2 separate regions of the Homo sapiens genome follow, and region 2 is linked to region 1. The links are chromatin loops, found by intact Hi-C in ENCODE. Cell type or tissue: endothelial cell of umbilical vein. All regions are shown on one strand.

Region 1 (2,500 bases):
GAGAAATACTGTGCAGCATATCTCCTTACTGTCCCTGTGTAAGGAACCTGGGATATTTATTAACTAACTTTTATTCCTTAGTATTGAGGGTCAATCTTGGGGTGTTAACTTTCTGGTATTTCCAGCTTGGGTGTACACCACCAGGAACAGGGAATGCCCTCAGACAGAAAGATGCAGGCAATCTTTGAAGTATACAGGAAATGTCTGCAAGTGATCTTCAGGATAGGCTGCAGGGAAATGGTCAGAGCACAGACAGGGTCTGCTATACCTTAGAAGAAAGAGAGAAGACATGGAGAGAAGTGGGGTCCTTGGCAATAGTCCTGATCTACTGGATCAAGCCTTACTTGAAGCCTACCTCTAGACTTGTCATTACCTGCCCCTATATATTCCATATGCTATTTAAACTGGTTTGAGTTTTCTGTTATTCACAATGTAATGATTTCTAACTCAGTCTTTTCCTAACCTGGTTCCTACAATTGAGCAGATTCCCTGTGGTTTCAAAATCAGGAAACAGGGCTGATGGGTAAGTCATGTCATCATTTCCTTCCTGAAACCAGAGTGCAACGGAAAGAAAAGGAGGAGTTGCATGGGATGGTGGCCAAGTTCTCATTGTGACCCAGGGACCATTACAGTAAAAGGAACCTGCCTAGGGAACTTGCTCAGCTCTCTCTAAACACAGTCAGCTCCATGTTCCCAACTGAATGTCACGTCAATGCGTCGATGTTAATTCCGGTAAACTGAATCCACCCGAGAATCTTGTTGTGGAAGCAAAATCGGCTTAAAAGGCTTCTTTGATGCACAGGGAATTCTCACAAGCAATAAATTAAAAATAATCAACGAGTTATTTTATATAATCTGTATATAATATAAAGTAATTGTGTCCATAAATAACGAGGCAGTTAAACAGGAAAAGAAAGGATTTTTACCTGACGTTCACATCGCTTCACAAGGTTTAGTGGATTCAGAAGGACATCTGGACTCCAGGAAAATTTAAGCGTAGCATTTTGAGACTTCCCTAAGGCCCCCTTCTCTAGTACGCAATCGCGGATTCACCAGCTTGAGTCAGTTGGCCTCAGTTTTGCTTTTGGAGGTTTAAGTCGGGTGGTGGGAAGAGATACATTTCCATTCCTGATATGGCCACAAGAGGGAGCTCCCAATGGTCGGCTGCACCTGAAAGTCCTGTCCGTGAAAACTGACAAAGAAAACTTGATTTAAAAGGCGTCTTCTGATAAACCTCAGCATCTCCTTACTAACATACTAAGAGCAATCACTGAACACTTTTCGTATGTTCAATGCGTCCTCGCGGGATCTGAGAAGCATTGTCCTATTAAATCTCAGTCGTCTGATTTTCAGCATCAATTTATCTTGGGAGCTGCTCCTGCATTTTATAAGGTGAATTCTACAGCAACGAGATTAAAGATTCAGAAAGTGAGTAAAGTTAACACTGAGCCCTTGGGCCTGGTAAATTGACAACGGAGCCAGAATAAGTATTTACCATTGTAAAGCTCTGATCCTCATGGCACAGTTGTTTCTGAAGAATGCTACCAGCACTTCCCTGCCCTGCATTTGTCTGGCTTTTTCCATTCATATTTGAATCGATTCTCTCTCTCTCTCTCTCTTTTTTTTTAATTATTATTATCATTTTCCAGGGACTTTGGGTCATTATAAGATTGCAGGTAATGACAGACTGTAATTAAGCCTAAAACAGATTTTTCTTTTAGGAGACAGAAGAATCCACTCTAGCTGAGACTCCAGATTGCCTGGGCTGTAATTTACGGTGCTATCACAAAGGGGTCCTTTTTCCGCATGGTGCTCTGCGGTGATGAGCCAGAAGCTGAAGCTGAGGGGTGTGTGACTCTCCCGCACACTCTCTGGAGTGAGCAGAATGGACGCTTAAATGGCTAAGTATAGCTTGAAACTGATTACAGGCCAGATCCCACTATTGTGCATCATCAGTTGTCATTGTTGAGACTGAAATTGCACTGGGATGTTTCTCTTTGTCACCGGCTCCAAGCTCATTTCTAGGACAGGAGTGAAACCGTATGGTGAGCCTCGGGCCCAAGCACAGGGAGAATTGTTCTTCTGGTGTGTCCCCCAAGGAAGAGCTTGGCAGGTCTTTGGCAGTGGAAGATGGGCTGGCTTCAGTCATGATACCTATAACATTGGTATTGCTAGGGCTTCCAGATTTATGGATAGTAAACTCTAATCTCTAGCAAAGAAGGTTGAAATTGTAGCTCTTCCTCAGTTGCTGTGTGAACTTAAGCAAGCAGCTTAACTTCTCTGGCCTTAGTTTTCTTATCTGTACAACAGAACTAATTATAGTTACTCTCTGATATGGTTTGGCTGTGTCCCCACTCAAATCTCATCTTGAACTGTAGCTCCTATGATTCCCACGTGTTGTGCGAGGGACCTGGTGGGAGATAATTGAATCAGGGGAGCAGGTCTTTCGTGTGCTGTTCTCATGATAGCGGACAGGTCTCACAAGATCTGATGGTTTTAT
Region 2 (2,500 bases), 160 kb after region 1:
AATGAATTAGTAGGGGAAGGAAGACTGGGGTAAAACAGAGCACAAGATTTTTAAACTTGTTATGTATTCATCCTAAGGCTATGAGATCATCTATGAGATAATACATATGAAAATGCTTTAGAATATATAAAGTACTATTATAAATATAAGGGACTACAATTGTTGTTAAGTGCTAGAAAGTTATCAGATTTAAAAACTGCACCAGAGGACTCACTCTCTCCCAGATAGAAGATGAATAAAACACTGCCTGCCCTAGCTATACAAGCTCTGTCTTTTGGAGGTGTCCTGAATTAAGCTAGTTGTGTTGGAGATAAAGTCATGTTTTCAAATATAAATGTAACTTCTTTTCATAACCAATATAACCAATGAGTTCAGCGTTCAATAATGACAAGAAATAGGCCAGGCGTGGTGGGTAACGTCTGTAATCCCAGCACTTTGGGAGGCTGAGGCGGGTGGATCACGAGGTCAGGAGTTGGAGATCAGCCTAGCCAACATAGTGAAACCCCGTCTCTACTAAAAATACAAAAAATTAGTCGGGTGTGGTGGCGGGCGCTTGTAATCCCAGCTACTCGGGAGGCTGAGGCAGAAGAATGGTTTGAACCTGGGAGGCGGAGGTTGCAGTGAGCCAAGATCGTGCCATTGCACTCCAACCCAAGACTCCGCTCAAAAAAAAAAAAAAAAAAAAGATAGAGCTAACTTCTGACCTGATTCTTCCTCTTGTGACTGACATCTCACTCCTAAACAATTTTCAAGTTTCCAAAAACTAAAAAGATGACTTATCCATTTGTCTTTTAAGAGCTTCTACCTTTAAGTACCTTTAAGTGATAAATGAATTGAATTTTATTGAATAAGAGTCCCTAATGCAGGAGTTTCTAAAAAGTAAATAAATAAAAGCAAAATCACCTAACCCAGATTCCTCGTAATATCTGGATAGACAGGCTGACAAAAAGTAATAGGAAACCACCTATGGTGGTTCCAGATCTGAATAAATACTATCGGACCATACTAGATGTCTCCCTCCCAGTGCAAGAAACCAACAGGCAGAAAACACCAATGATTTGGAGCACAGTTCTAGTCAAGAATGTTATTCGACACCTAAAGGGAAAGCTTACCTTTCTTTCTTTTAGTAGCTTCTTATAGCCATTTGATCCAAGTGACAATAAAGTAATAAGGACATCTAAAGAAGGTGAAGCTGAAGCTCTTCCTGAAATAAGAAGGATAAGTTACATTAAGACTGTGGTGGGGGGGTAGCTTTGGAAATTAAGATTTACTACAATAGCCTATGTACAAATGGATTTTTGTTTGTTAGCTACTTTTTCTGAAAAGCAACTTATTTATTTACCTGGATACATCTTGCTGATTTCCTGAATGAATGAATCATTAAAGCCAGCAATTATAGCACCACCTACTGGAACCATAAAATTTTTGTCCAAGCTCTGAACAAAAGCATCTATTCTACCAACTCGAGCCCCCTGGAATCAATATGATATTACATATTAGTTGCTAGGAAAACAGACAACTGCTATTAACAAACAAATACCACAACAAAAAATTATAACTATTTGAGTTAATTAATATATTAGCCTGATTTAACCATTTTACAATATATACATGCATCAAAACATCAAATTGTACACTGTAAATATATACAATTTTTGTCAACTCTACCTTAGAATAAAAATAAACACCATTAAAACAATGCATGGAAAAAACAATTGAAAAATTTTATTTTTATTTTCTTTGTAATAGTGCCAAGAAAATGTTTTTAAGTATTAAACCAAAATTTTTAATGGTGCTCCTTATATGTGCAACTTTAAGTTTACAACCTGCTTTCACACATAAATCATTTAATCTTCATAACAACTCTGTGAGGCAAGCACGGTTTCAGTATCAGCTCAGGTGGGAACTTTAATGAAACAAAGCTTTACACCTTAAAATTTGATAAGAAAGAATGGATTCATCCCATGCCTCTCATCTGTGCTCCTTTTTTTGACAACAAATGTCTACAATGGGTCCTATAACTATTAAGTGGTTTTAAACATCCTCTGTGAGTTCGAGGGTGGCCACCATAACCTAATGGACTATAGCCATCCGAGTTGCCAAACAGTTAATTATACATGTGCCTCTCTTTAATGCTTGGACAATCTACTACCTGTATGACCATTTTAAGCACTCAGATAAAAAACAAATGCAAAGTTTTACTTTTAACATCACTTAATGGAAGTTTTATTTGTATACTCTTGGCAATTCTAGAAGCAATGTTTCTACATAACTCATGCTCCCTAATATTATAAACTTAGATTTCATTCCACTGCAAATGAACTTCCAGTGAAAATCTAATATTCCGGTGAAAAATTGAATACTTACCTACTAGAAATGTAAAACTAAGTTCGGTCCTCATCCAACTTTCTGTCTAATGTGCTTCAATTTTCTCCTCTTAAAAATAGAGATACTGTCTAAATTACAACTAACATAGTCTTTTTCTTTATCTGTAGCCACA

What was found. A loop is a pair of places that touch in the nucleus more often than their neighbours do. Peaks named below come from ENCODE experiments on the same cell type or tissue, not always from the same donor. Only the 100,000 strongest peaks of a DNase experiment are listed, where the experiment ranks them.
Region 2: a loop joins it to region 1, with 9 times the contacts of the local background. A loop is called at or near these places in 71 of 110 quality-filtered maps.

The regions. Positions count from the first base shown.
Region 1 is chr4:24,979,143-24,981,642 of GRCh38, forward strand. It overlaps LOC102723675 (a long non-coding RNA gene), which reads left to right and starts at 676. Exons shown (of 6, transcript XR_007058082.1): 1 at 676-1,428. It also overlaps a transcript of CCDC149 not described here. In endothelial cell of umbilical vein, a CTCF peak has its summit at 1,133 (motif pointing right); DNase peaks (open chromatin) are centred at 589 and 1,129; H3K27ac peaks cover 1,390 bases.
Region 2 is chr4:25,143,662-25,146,161 of GRCh38, forward strand. It overlaps SEPSECS (Sep (O-phosphoserine) tRNA:Sec (selenocysteine) tRNA synthase), which reads right to left. Exons shown (of 11, transcript NM_016955.4): 7 at 1,343-1,472; 8 at 1,113-1,204. Among named protein-coding and RNA genes, the nearest start is that of SEPSECS, 16 kb to the right of the region's middle. In endothelial cell of umbilical vein, a CTCF peak has its summit at 1,411 (motif pointing left); a DNase peak (open chromatin) is centred at 1,370.